Linked DNA regions of Homo sapiens: region 2 is linked to region 1. A link is a contact called in ENCODE Hi-C or POLR2A ChIA-PET data. All regions are on one chromosome and are shown on one strand. Each heading gives the region's core, a stretch centred on a gene start or an enhancer-like site at or near the end of the contact. The rest is flanking DNA. Distances are from core to core; before and after follow the strand shown. Region 1 overlaps PRKG1 (protein kinase cGMP-dependent 1). Region 2 overlaps PRKG1 (protein kinase cGMP-dependent 1).

Evidence for each region. A loop is a pair of places that touch in the nucleus more often than their neighbours do. ChIA-PET counts read pairs that join two places held with the same protein, here RNA polymerase II (POLR2A).
Region 2: a loop to region 1 is called in a map of gastrocnemius medialis, with 2.8 times the contacts of the local background. The contact joins two enhancer-like sites. A Hi-C loop is called at or near these places in 1 of 168 maps with a recorded cell type or tissue (gastrocnemius medialis). POLR2A ChIA-PET finds 5 or more read pairs at or near these places in 1 of 52 experiments (Caco-2).

What each region holds. Positions count from the first base shown.
Region 1 is chr10:51,088,379-51,095,588 of GRCh38, forward strand. The region is part of intron 1 of PRKG1 (protein kinase cGMP-dependent 1); the gene reads left to right. Among named protein-coding and RNA genes, the nearest start is that of PRKG1, 17 kb to the left of the region's middle. Within about 2 kb of position 4,218, at least 9 of the 41 ENCODE cell types and tissues checked have a DNase peak (open chromatin) inside an H3K27ac peak, as active enhancers do.
Region 2 is chr10:52,213,072-52,220,281 of GRCh38, forward strand. All of the region lies in intron 9 of PRKG1 (protein kinase cGMP-dependent 1), which reads left to right. All of the region lies in intron 1 of LOC124902425 (a long non-coding RNA gene), which reads right to left. Among named protein-coding and RNA genes, the nearest start is that of PRKG1-AS1, 97 kb to the right of the region's middle. RefSeq lists an enhancer at 269-770 and a silencer at 398-692. Within about 2 kb of position 3,945, at least 6 of the 41 ENCODE cell types and tissues checked have a DNase peak (open chromatin) inside an H3K27ac peak, as active enhancers do.

The DNA of each region.
Region 1 (7,210 bases), core at 2,968-5,467:
GGATTGGTTTTCAGTTTTTTTTTTTTTTTTGGTTCAATCATTTACCAAATATTTGTTAAGGAACTAATATAGGGTAAGACTATAGTATATGTGTCTTCTTCTCGCTCACATAGCATTTAATATCTGAAAATCAGTGGTTGTAGGTTATATGCTAAAAAAGACACTCCTTTGTTTCTTCCAACATGGATTGGACCCAGCATTCCTAGGTTGGGATTGGGCTTCCATTTCTCAGTGTTTGGGTTTGTGGTGCCGTGTACATTTTTTCCATATCCATCAGAGTTTGAATTTCTATGTTTTGACTGTTATTGGTTAACAACTACTTCCCCCAGAAAATAGTAAGTTACATGAAAACAAAGTCAATTTCTCTGTTGCTCCATGTTACATCCTTGGAGCCCAGAAATGGATGGCACACAGTAGATATTTAATATGATTTTTTTTTTTTTTTTTTGTCAAATGAAGGACAAGATAAAACCTCTTCATGTTTCTGGCCCTTAGATACTTCAGTTTTTAATTTACAGTTTAAACATTGGAAACCTATGTCACTGAGCTCAGTGGAATTTCCAAGCATGTTTGGTATTGCATTTGGATGCTTTGGCATGCCTTTGTGGATTGCCTGTGCTCCAAATGGTCATGATAATCCCTATCACTCCATACTCTCTTCAACTAGCCCATACCCCTTGTTTATGTTATTGGCCTGCCCTCTGAAGGCATTTCCATTTTTCAGATTGGGATTACAGTCATGAAAAGTTCTTTCTAGTTTGAATAATCTGTGATTTGTAATGCCTTTCCAAGGAAGCACAGTTGTTCTCCAACTCTAATAAATGTGTAATCCCAAACTCTGCAACATAAAATCTCATAAATTGGTTAATCTTAAAAATAAGATAGACTGATTGCTAATAAATACAAGCATGGGATTAGTGGAAATAGAAGATAATCTTTTCAAATTCTTACTAATTTTATTTTGCAGACACAGCCAGAACACGTACTAAGAAAATCCTTTCAAATTTAGATATAATTTTTACTCTCCAAAAATTCTTGAAGATCTTAAAATTATGAGTTGGTAGAGACCATTAATCACATAAGGAAATACTTTTTAACTAGGTGCTTGCCTCAACATTAATCAAAATAAACACAGGAAAAATGTGAAGGTGGAATTTGCTTGTATATTGTCTCTTAGCTCTTCAGGATGGAAACTGAGAACACCTAATCCTATAAAAAACTTTTCACCTCATCTAGTCATATGCTTATGTGAGTATCTGAAGTTATTTTTCTAGGTGACCTATTTACCAATGCAACTATAGATTTTGCAACATATTCATTGGCTAGAAAAATAAATATGTGTATGATTTCATTTATGCCTCACAATACCTGAGCAAATAATGGAGGACAGATCATCACTGTTGTACAGATGAGAAAATTAATTATCAAAGAGTTAAGGTAATATAACCTAAATCCAATAGTTCTTAAATGATACCACTGTAAACCCAGTAGGTCATCACACTTAGCTCAACCCATTCTTCACACTCTGTGGGCATTCATGTACTCATGAGATTACCTTGAGAAGCCACTGACTCCTGTGATTCAGCAATGCATTTATGGAAATTACAGTAGGTAAGCTCAGAACATGGCATATACAATGGATAGGAGAATGGGTTCTAATTTAATTGCTACTTTAGCACTAACTAGGTGTGTAATATTGAATCTAATCTTCCATGTTCTCACTATAAATGAGGATTATAACATTTCCCTGATTGGAGATAATGCTTGAGAATCCCCAGCCCAGTGCTCAAAACATAGTATGGGGCTCAATAAACAGTTGCTGTTGAGGTTCTCATTACTATCATAATTTTTATTAGTTTTGTTAAACCATTTTCCATTGATAAAGTGCTGTGTACATGTCTAAACCAAATGGAAGAACATGAGATGGAAAGAAGTTCAGTAATGACAAGGTCCTGGAGTAGAGCCCAACACAACCCAGCTTGGCTTTACTGAGTATGACTCAGAGGAAGATTGAGTGACAGAAAGGATCCTACACAATTTCTGTGTGGGATAACTGTGGGCAAGAAGGGTTGAACATAGGCAAGTGTGAAGTTCCATAATAATGTTATTTATTTTATTCAATGAGCAGTTACAGGCCTACCAAAAATTTAAGAATGGATTGATGAAGTTTATACTGAGCACTATGTATTTAAACCATGTTAAAAAAATCATGAAAATAATTGTATTATGCCAAGGTAAAGCTGTTTATGCTCTAAAAGACAGGAAGTGTTAGTATTTAGTGGTTATTCTGTGCAGATACATGTATGTGAAATTGTAATAATATTGTTCGTAACATTTATTTTAACATTTGCAGCCACTATATATGTAGACTATGGCATTGCTGCTCTGGTTGAAGGTTTTAAAGACCCACTGCTTTAATGATTTGATTTAAATCCATCAAAAGTGTTTAAAGAAAAGTGGCTTCTCTGTTTGTTGAAATGTTTGCATAGAAGTCATTCACTAGTAATGGATTTCTATTTGAAAACCATTCATTCCCAACTTGAATGTTTTCTGTCCAGACCAAGAAGCTATCAGACGTAGAACATAATCTTAGCTTATAAATGCTTTCTGTTAATGACCTTGATACTGTATCTCAAGATGTCTTTTCAAAAACAATATGATTGTGGATAAAAGCAATGATAACAGTCCTGCTTGCCTGTAGAGGAATACATTAATGGTCTTGGACAAATTCTTGACAGTCATAATGATGAGCTGATAATGGAATGCTTTAGAATAAAAATAAAAATACTAGTTTATTTTGAGATGTGTCATGTAATACAAGAAAGATTATTTTTAACAGCTTTATGGAAGTATAATTTATATACCATAAAACTTACCTATTATACATGTAAAATACAAGGTTTTTCACTACATTTATAGACTTGTACGACCATCACCACAATCCAGTTTTGGAACATTTCAATTACCCCCTAAATTTCCTGGAACCCAATTGCAGTCAGTCCCTGCTCTACTCCCAGGACCTGGCAACCACTAATCTGCTTTCTGTATTTATAAATTTTCCTTTTCTATACCTTTCATATAAATAAGCATTTTATTTTACAAATATCAATTTACTTGAATGACTATGTGACACAATTTATGGCTTATTCAATGAAGTTTAGAATGCTAAGGTTGTATTTGGACCCAGGGCATTTGTTGTTATATTGGACACTAAATCTCATTACTGTGAGAAAAGCTCAATTGGCCTGGTTTTTGTTGTTGTTTTTGGAGAATTGAAGCATTTAGTTTTGTGCCTAGATCTGGTATATTAGTGTATTAATGATCTGATTAGCAGTAACAACAGCAGTAGTAGCAGGTTGCCATTTATAGAATACTTACGGTGTGCAGGCATTCTACTGAGGATTAATATACCTTTTCCCTCTAATCTTCATAAAAGTTCTGAAATATAGGGAATAATTGCTCCATTTTAGGGACAGCAAAAGTAAAGCAAGCTCAGAGAAGTTAAGTAATTTGCCTGAGATCACCTGTTGCTGCCTGTGCCTATACTAAGAATGATTAATCTTGAGGTACTCTGGTAAGCAAACTGTATGGCTTCTGCTTTTCTACAGCTTTACAGTTCTATTTTCTTCAGCACTAAGATATATCCTTGAAATAACCTTCCAACTTGGCTTTTTGGCTCCCTGTGCAAATTCTGCCATGAAGTGTTAAAAGAACAGAGTCAACAGGTTAAAGATAAGCACTGATCCCTGAGGTGAATATAGAATTGATCAGAGAGCTGTTTGTGAAATGAGAGAGGCAAAGGGAGAGAAGAGATTTGATTGATGAAATAAAGGAATGGACAAGCATACATGAGAAAAATGTAATACAAAATAACTTTACGGGCTTAGAGAGAAAGGGAGAAATTTCAGTTCTTTAGATGTGCCTGAAGTGATGATTTCGTGAAGAAAGTGGAGGGTTTCAATTAAACCTCTCTTTTGAATAGAAATGATTTTAAAGGAAGAATTCTAATGGGTTCTTGTGCCACTGAGGCTGAAAGCAGATGAAGAAGACGAAATGGTCTCTAAAGTAGGTGGTCCCAACCCCAGTGGGACATAACTGATTTAGGTGGCTGAAGCTAACTCCACTTTGTCTCACTAAGGATCCTGGCTTGCTAACTGGCTGGCTGTGTTCCCCAGAAGCCTTTGCTCTGATGCCTATCAGTCCTGCCTGGTGCAAAGGCTTCTGGGTTATGAGCCAACTGGGGATGCTGCCAAATCTGTTGCTTATTCAGCAGTGAAATGAGGTAGCACTGTTAGCTTGCTTTCTTATTGTGCGGGTACCAGAAATGAAGTTTCAGTGTGAGAGAATAAAGAATAGTCTTACTTTGAGGATTCACTGGAGACTGATAAAGGAATTTCAGAGACAATAAACTGTTCCATGTGTTTACAGTAAGTTGGAGATTTAAGATTCAGTTACAGATTTTTATATTTAAATAAGTAATAGTGAACAAAAGTGAGCAATGTTTGTGGATGGGAACCAGCTTGGATAAATAACTAGGTATAAAGCAATTAGGAATTCAAAATATTAGAGATATACCTATGTATACACATAAACAAAGGATTTAGAGGATTTTATAAAAACGCATGTGATGCAACAGGATTTTCAAAACACACTACGAATCGTTGTGCAGGTTGATACTGTTTCCTTGTGTTTTGTTTGTTTGCAGAATCCAGAATGGTGAGCAAAACCTAAAAGATATAGAGACCCTGCGGTTCTCAAAGTGTGAGCCCTGGACAAACAGCTTCAGCGTCACCTGGGAGCTTGTTAGAAATGCAGATTCTGAGATATCTCTCCAAACTCTTTGAATCAGAAACTCTGGGCTAGGGCTAGCAATCTGTATTTTAACCACCCATCTAGGTGATTCTGACGTGCCTTAAAAGTAGAGAACCCCTGGAATAATATAGGATGGGAATTTAGAGCTGAATGTGGCAGACTGTACATAAACACTATTGGAAGCAGTTTATCCTGGTGCCCAAAATAATGGAGCAGAGATTTTTAGTTAGGAGCTGTCTCTCCTTGCACTTTGCTAGTACTTGGCTTGTTCCCCTCCTTTTCAAGGCTGATCTGCCTTTCACTTCCAGGAGAACTTTTCTGCCCATACCAGTCTGAAATGCTTTGTTTTATGGTATACTATAGGTTTGCATTTCTTTAGGTCTAATATTCTTTTGGTTTTTAATGTCAACTCTTGTTTTTTTAATTATTACTTCATAATTTTTTTTCACATTTTGTGAGGGTGTACATTATATATATGTATGTATGTGTGTATATATATATTTTATATGTATACTATATATAAATACATGTGTGTGTGTATTTTATATATATATTTATATGTATATATACATATATACATATACATATATATGTATTTTATATATATATATACACACACACACACACACACACACACACACACACGCCATGCACTCAGGTACTACTACCTCCCTTCTCTGAACAAGTCACTTTTATCCCATACATTCTTTATTGCATTATCTTACCTTGGTTTCTTGAGAGCACTTAATTACCTGAAAGTATATATTTATTTGTTTCCTTGTGGTTGTTTGTCCATGTAAGCTCACCTTTGTTGATCCAGGCCCCAGGCTTTAGACCCCAGAATGGTGCTTGGCACAGTAGATGTGCAGTGAACAATGAGTGCTGTTTGTCTATCCGGATCTAGGCTCTAAACTACTAGGGGACAGAACTTGTGTCACAACCTTAAATTAGAAATACATATGTAAAGAGACTAGCATAGTATCTAGGGCATAGAAAACACTTATGCAGTGTTTTTTATAAATATATATATGTATATATATTTCCCTTTTATTCTTCTTGTAGCACTCAGCTTCTAACAGTTCTTTGCACTCAGTCTGTACGTGAAGATAGATGAACATAACAATTGAGACAGAGTATTAAATCTTAATAATTAGGAAACAAAATGGAATATATCAGTATTTTCTGTGTTTTCATTCTGTATGGATTACTTATTGAATGGGTCGTGTTTGGTTTTGAGCTATGAATATAAGAAATTCTAAAAATTAAAATACATGCTAAACAATTAAAATCTGTAACATAAATGCATAATTCTTACCTGAAACCTTTGGATCCCAGTGTGCTTTAGAATCCAGATTTTTTTTTTTCTTTCAGGTTTTTGAATGGTATCATGAAAGATACATGTAGAATGGATTCTGTAACATCCACTGGGGGTCTAGGGCAGCGCTCCATAAAAAAACGTATCTACATTTCTTCAGCAAAACATATGGATATTTACTGAAATAGGAAACACAAAAGCTGCCGAAACCCTTGTGGCCAAATTAGGTTGGGTTTTGTGACCAAGTGAGTTTTCTGCAAACGTACAAAGCTTTGGTGTTTAGAGTTTTGATTTTGGCTTTATGTGTAAGGGTTTATAGACCTTACAGTTTATAAGCAAAACTAACATTTATATTTCAGACTGTTTTTCATCTTCAGAAGCTATATTAGTCCACAATTAGCATTTGAGTCACTTGAAGCTTAGGGAAATTAAATAACTTGATCAAAGTCACAGCGTAGTATACAAATAAAAGCTGAATTTGAACTCGGGTCTGGCTGAATCCACATTCCTTACTCTTTTCCCTGCAGAGCACTGATCCTTAAAATCACACATTACAGATAAGAAAGGCTATAAAAGTTGCAAAATGTACCCCCTTCATTATACAATTAATGACAAAGACGTCTGGAGGGTTTATGATCTATAGTAACATCACTGCTAAGAGGCACATTCAGAATCCAGGTCTCTTAATATCTAGTTCTGTACTCTCTCATTTTCCATGCTGACTTTTAGTTTCGGGATGCTTCTAAATTATTGGCCTCAGAAATCATGGTTGTTGCAGAGGTAAAGGCAGTTTTCTTCTAGTTTTTCTCTTCTATATGAGCTCCCAAAATGTTTTGGTCAAACGGTTTGGCTCTCCGTGTTTTTGTAATCAAATACCTAAACGCTGGTAATGCACACTTAACTCAGGTTCAAGCGGGGGACTTTATTTACTTGGGCACAGCTAGAGTGTATTGTAATTCCCTGTTTCCTTAGTTGCCTTGAAGAGTAAAGTAAGCAATTTCATTTAAAATTAATAGCCCCAATCTTATTTTTGCCTTATTCACTTAGGAAAACCTTATAGTTAACAGCAATTGCAGTTATTTT
Region 2 (7,210 bases), core at 2,695-5,194, 1.1 Mb after region 1:
GTAGTTATATATTAATTCGGCTCTGAATATAAGTCAGTCACTATGTTATGACACAAAGAAATAGAAGTTTAGTCCTGGCCTTAAAACTTAAAAGTATAATAAAAAAAATAAAAATAAAAATAAAACTCTTACAAAACAGGAAAAAATGAAAAAAAGAAGTTCAGTTGACTTTTGATAGCTTTACAAACTGAGTTGGCAACAAATGTGTTCAAATGTGAAGAAAATCAGGAAACATCTCACCTGAATCTGTTTGGTAAAAAATTTGTTATGGGTTTATTTAAGACTCGTCATGGAAACGTCATACCTTATTTATGACACTATGTCCTAACATGCAGACTCAATGCAAATCTTAGCTTCTTTTTAGTGAAGCTCAAGGAAAAAGTCTTGGTGACCAACATAAGGAAGAGTCCATTTTAACATAGCAGCAATGCATTCATGAAATCCTAGCTGGAACCAGTTCAGACAGGGACATAGGATGTGCTTTGTTGCTCATTAGGGAAAAAAGAGCCATTTATCTCACTGGACTTGTGGGGATTGGGAGCAGGAAGCTGGGTTCAACTAAGTAGCTTAGTAGAGCCATCCGGCTTCCAGGAATGGGATAGTCACTACAGAGATGGAGCAGGACTCTGACTCAGCAGTGGGAGAGACTGGAAGAGAGGCAGTGGCTACTGTGAAAGAACACACCAACCACAGAGCAGAGACAAATCCTTTAGGTAGCTGTCTTTTGAAATTCACTTTGTATTCTACCTCTATGTAAATGTAAATGTTAAGTGCCTCCATTATAAATAACTTATAAATAATACTAACGTAACACATCCTTGATATTTACAAATAACACTGCCTAGAAATCTTAAAAGGAAAACCAAACATACATTTAATACATCTACAAGAAATACCTTTTTAGAAAATAAAATGTATATGTTTCAAAATTTGATGAGCATTTACGATGTGGAATAAGCCTACTTTTTTCACAGTCTGGCAAATGGGAGAGTCCTCATTTACAGATCCCATCCAATATGTCAGCCATTCTCCTGGGTTATTAAGACACTGAGATGAATATACACCCTCCCCAAACTCTAGGATCCCCTACTCTACAAAGGAGTGTGAATACATAAGTATCCAACTTGCTGACACCCAAAAGTGCAACAGTAGCATAGAGGAAGTAAGGGTTCTGCTTGGAAGAAAAGAAAGTAATAAGATTTCAGATTACCCACCAGGATATAACTTGGGTGCACATCTCTCACTGTTCTCATTTAGCCCAAAATCCACAGCAGCATGAAAATATGCAAACAGAGAACAGTATGCTGGTGTCATTTAGATGCACAAACTTTGATATCACACATACAGTGACATCTAAGGAATCATCACCGCACTAACATTCAATTTCCTTACCTATAAGATGGAGGTCATAGATAAACACATCTCAGACTTTGGAGCGAGATTGAGAGTATGTATGTATAGCACTTTGTGTAGTAGCTAGCATGCAGTAAGTACAATTACTCTTGGAAATTATTTTTATTTTCTAAAGAAATAGTAGCTATGGCTTCACAAACAAACCATTTAAGGATTCTTTAATAGCCCTATGAGACTAGAGCATGAAGTTTGAAAGGAGTGGCTGTGAAGAAAGAGGCCAGATAAAGATTACACAGCGAAGTTCCATTAATGCCCCCCAAAGGAATTCCAACTTGATACAAATGTAATGAGGAAAGCCCAGCTAACATGACTATGTGCTTTGGAAAGTTAAATCTAGAGACAATAGGAAGAAGATATGGAGCAGGTAACCAATCAGGAGGCCTTTCACTGAGGGAACAGTTTCTGCTATGAAAGCAGTAGGCCGGTTTTATAATTTGTGGGTCATTTTGAATATTGTCACGGTTATTTATTATGTAACTTTAATATGCATTTTAAGAGTTTCTGCAATAATTCACATGATTTTTTATGTTAAAATAATGATAAAAGTTTTTTCAAAAAAAAAAAAAAATGCCAGCATGAAGATGCCATTTTGGAGAGATGTATTATTCTAAATACAAAGTCTATTTTGGGCCAGGCATGGTGGCTCATGCCTGTAATCCCTACACTTTGGGAGGTGGAGGCAGGCAGATCACCTGAGGTCAGGAGTTTGAGACCAGCCTGGCCAATGTGGTGAAACCCCATCTCTACTAAAATACAAAAATTAGCCGGGCATGGTGGTGGGCACCTGTAATCCCAGCTACTTGGGAGGCTGAGGCAGGTGAATTTCTTGAACCTGGAAGGTGGAGGTTGCAGTGAGTCAAGATCAGGCCATTGCACTCCAGCCTGGGCGACAAGAGCAAAACTCCATCTCAAAAAAAAAAAAAAAAAGTATATTTTGAAGCTGACTTGCTATAAGCATTCTATGCTATAAAGCGAGATATACAGGCATTTAGATAGTTAAAGCAACAAGAAAATAAAAGTATTTTCTTTTGTGCATCTCAGGTCAGTGTACTTTTCAATATCACCTCAATATTTTCTCTTTTCCCCATGGGAAGATGTCTGAATACACTTTGGTGGTATTCATACATTCATACATGTTTCAAAGTGAAACAATTTCCTTGTGAAAATTTCAAATCATGAATTTGGATGGATAACTTTAAAATATGAAAGGTGAAAGGAATGAAAATATATTAATATACATTTTTATAATAGTAATGTTAGAAACATAACTTTTGGTTTTGATCTCATTCAGAATATAACTGACAAGAGGTAGATGATAAGGTAGATATTTACTAGTTGTGCTCTAAAAGTGAAAATGTCATATCTAATTGAATATCTTAAGCATAGATTATGTTTCACATGAAGAACAAAACCACAAAGGCCTAACTTGAAGGCAAACATTGTACTTTTGTGCCCTCCAGTGGCCATCTGGAGAATATACTCATCCTCATAGAATTGTTCAAGAAACATAAAGTGGCTAAGGAGACAATGGCAAAGGAAACAAGCAAACTGTACACCCAGAGACCCTGAGGCTATTACTTTCTCATAAATTTACTGAAGTAAGAAGAGAGCTAGCAGACTTGGGAGATTCTTCAGACTGCTTCCAAGAATGCAAAGGAGCTATTGGTTTGGACTACAGATGGTTCTTTTGATCATTCTTGAATATACTCTTCTTAGACACTTCTTAAACAAGGATTGCCAAGCACAGCATGGAAGCTTAAATTTTCATTTCAATCAAAAAAATTATGCATGGAACACAAGTGACACTAAGCTTCTCACTCTGGGAGAGGTATCACTTCAGTCAACAGGCTCCTGGGCTGGGGATCTTTTGGGAAACCAGCAGATAGCTACCGGAATGCCAGGGAAATAATTGCACATGGATTTTGCAAGAGACTCAAAATCAAATCACACTGGCAGAGCAAAGAGTTTTGACAATAAGACTTTAATTGAATAGTCAGAGTTAGATGGAACATCCAAAATAGAAAAATACCTGTTTATTAAAATGGACATTACCTATTTTCTCATCTTTACCTTTTAGTATTAGCTTAGCCCCAGAATTAGATGCAGTTAATACAGCCAGGTCTGCAGAGCATTGTAGATAGATTTTGATTCCTATTTTAAATGTGGCTGGAATTTCTGATGCCATTTCTTGCATGGTCCTAGAGGGAATAGAGCCTTTGGTTTTTATACAGTCATAGGTTTTGGTGCGGTTTTTTAAGATCAGTTTGTTATCTTTTTCTGAGAATTAAATGGATCAAAATGTCTCTAAATTTTAAAAATAAGTTTTGTTTAAACCCAGTGACTGCTTAACTATTTGCATAATACTTCTGAAAACTTTTTAGTTTTTCACAAATGGAAGCTTTCTTTTACTAGGCAGACAATTCTGTTTAATAAGTGAGTTCAGCTCCTGCACCACCGTGAATTTAATAGCCTGGAGATCCTGTTTCACTTTCTGAGAGAACAGATCCTATAAATTGCATTCTATGTGCCATTCCACTTCCTGTCTGATGGTGATGCGGAAAAACAGCTGTTGTGTGGGAACTGTTCAGAGCTGTGTTTCTCAAACCACAGGTCATGGAAGGGTGGTTAAGTAGGCCCTGTTTCCCTTTCTTCCAAAATAGCACCCAAGGCTCTTCTGACCTTGCCTCCTTCCACCTCTTAGTTGTAAGCCTACTAAGGAGTAAGTTTATCCTACTTCCTTTTGTTGTGTTTATTTTTAATTGGGGAGGAATAAGTACATATCCTGGGAGAGGCTAGAGTTATCCTGAGAGATGTGCGGGGTAAATATACATATACACACACACGTACACATTTATATATCTATCTATCTATATATATATATACACATATACACACACACACACTTATATATGTATAAGTAGAGTTCTCTCTTTTTTAGATTAGTGTCAAATGAATCTCATAGTCTAGGAACTAAAGCAAACCACATCACTCTAATTTTAGTACACCCTACCGTCAAACAATATTTTCACCCTGTCTTCAAATGGTACATAGAGAGATTTAGATTTAATTATTCAATATGGAATAATAGAAACTACAAGCAAGCATTAACCCAGGTTTACAGTTACTCAAATAGCAAGGATTAAACAATATACAATGGGTTGACAAATGTGCTGTCTCCTACTGGATAGGAGACAATGGAAACAAGTTTCATTGGTGGCTTGGGCAACTGATGCAAATGTACTAGCTGGGAGATAAATCAGACCTCAGCCCTGTTGGTAGTATAGACATCATCACAAAGGATATTTTAATAATGACACTGTGGCTAGCCTTTCTTTTCCTTCCTCCGTTACTCTCTACTTATAATTTGCATAATAAATGAAACTCCTATTTTATCTCTCATTCCAATGGCTTCTCTTAGGAAATTAATGGTTTAGAAAAATAGCTTACAGCTGGGAGCCGTGGCTCACACCTGTAATCTCAGCACTTTGGGAGGCCGAGGCAGGTGGTTCACAAGGTCAGGAGTTCAAGACCAGCCTGACCAACATGGTGAAACCCTGTCTCTACTAAAAATACAAAAATTAGCTGGGCGTGGTGGCACACGTCTGTAATCCCAGCTACTCAGGAGGCTGAGGCAGGAAAATCACCTGAACCTGGGAGGCAGAGGTTACAGTGAGCCTAGATCACCCACTGCACGCTAGCCTGGGTGACAAAGCGAGACTCCATCTCAAAAAAAAAAAAAAAAGAAAAATAGGTTACAGTTTTTTTTTTGGTTTTGGGGGAGTGGGTAAAAACAGAATGAACTAAGGCGTCTTAACAGCTGACATCCATCAAAGGGGCTGCTCTTTTGCCTGGCATTGAGGTAGCAAGCACAAGGCCATATAGAGAGACAGAATCCAAGAAATTCTCATAAAAAGCAATTAGATGACAACAGAAGGGACAAGCAGAAATTATTAAATGTTTTTAGGCTTCTGGTTAAAAAAGATATTTTAAAACCTTATCAAGTATGACCCAATTTCTTTTTGATTCAACATAAACTTACCCAACTGTATGAATAGTCGCAATACAAAATTTTGGTTCACAACAGCCAAGGCAGTATTCTCCAACCTGAATAGAAGTCTTAACTTCTAAACAATTTAGACTTTTAAAAATTATATAAATTCTACACTCATTACTTTAGAAAATTGTGTTGCAAAAATCAGTGTTTATTCTGGATTCTTAAATTAAAAATTTATAGGGATTAGGATACTTTTTCAAGGTAAATTTCCCTTTTGATACCTTCAAAGTGTTTGATGAGCAAAAGAGCCATTAATGTTTTCAGGGCCTCCCATGAAATGAAATTAGTGTTTATGAGTCTTATCTTCATTAATTAATATTTTAAACTAAACTGTTTAACCATAATATAATGTTAATAATTTTTCTGAAACAAAATATAAGAGAATATTATGACCAGTTTCTGTGTTGAACCAAAGCTAAATTCAACAGTAGTTAGATAAGCTGAAGATAAAAGGCAAATGATAGCATATTTATTTAAAAATGAAACACAATTTAAAAAGGAAAAACAAAGAAAGAAGTACATTCCCTTGTGGGACTTTTTTGTTTTCATGGTGAGCACTTCTGTAAGGAATACTTTTTTCCTATGTTCACACTAGATGTAAGTGGGTCATAAAACATTTACGTACTAGGATGAATAGATTTTGAGCTGGGAGGCTTTAATTAGTCATGTGCAACTATTTACAAGCTTATGAGAATTAGAAAAGTCATAGGAAAATAAAATAAAGAAATTAGCTGAAAAGAATGACAATAATTTAGCTAATTAGAAAATGTAATTATAGTGTATTTTCCTTCAGATTACAAACTCTCTGCATAAGAGTCCAGTAATCCTTTGAGTCTAAGATGCCTTCACTGATAATCTAGAATAGGATCAGGCAGAACCAATGAGGTAGGATATAAATATTAATAACAAACAATCCCAACATCTCACTTTGCATATTCATTTATTATTCTCCTCCAATAAGCTTTTATCCATGGTTGCTAACAAACTACTAAACCGACTGATTTTTTCTCAGTGCCTAATAACAAACAACAAAGTGCCTCAAGTAAACTGTTGGAAAGAAGGAGATGTAGTTGGGAAGAAATTAAATAACCCCCATACTGGCTAACAATGTGTTGAATAACTAACAATTAGCTGACAATCACTCATCCTCTTGTTATTTATTGTTAATCACCCAAGTGAATTTACATATAAATACTGAGGGCAAAATAATAATTCCTTCTTACCCTTTTTGCTACCAAACACTGGGCATATTTATAATTATCCTGCCAAGAGCAAACTATGCCATAGGCCTTTAAATATTGCAAATGAAAGAGGTGGGGAGAAAAAATAAACATACATTTCTCATTTATTTTTCTAAAGTAATTTAATAAATTCTTTTAGAAAGAAAGATTAAAAGTTGGTAGGTCATTCATCTTGAGGTTTCTGTGAACATCATATTTGCCTCTGTAAATAAATAAGCAAAACACACTCCATTTTAATGAGATCCTTTCCAATATCCCATATTTTTAAAAAGTGACATTACTTTCCCTTAACTGTAGAACAAAGTCAAGAAGCCTCTGTCTAGTCTTCAGGGTCTCCTAGAGTGTGGCCCCAGTGACATTCAGAATACAGTGAGTAGGATTGAAGTATGACAACTGAGGCTACATTATGAAGATGTTGTGTCCTCTGCCTTATTCCCTGAGGTTGTTTGCTTTCTGGGAAAGCCAGTCACCCTATCATGAAGACACTTAGGCAAATTAAGGA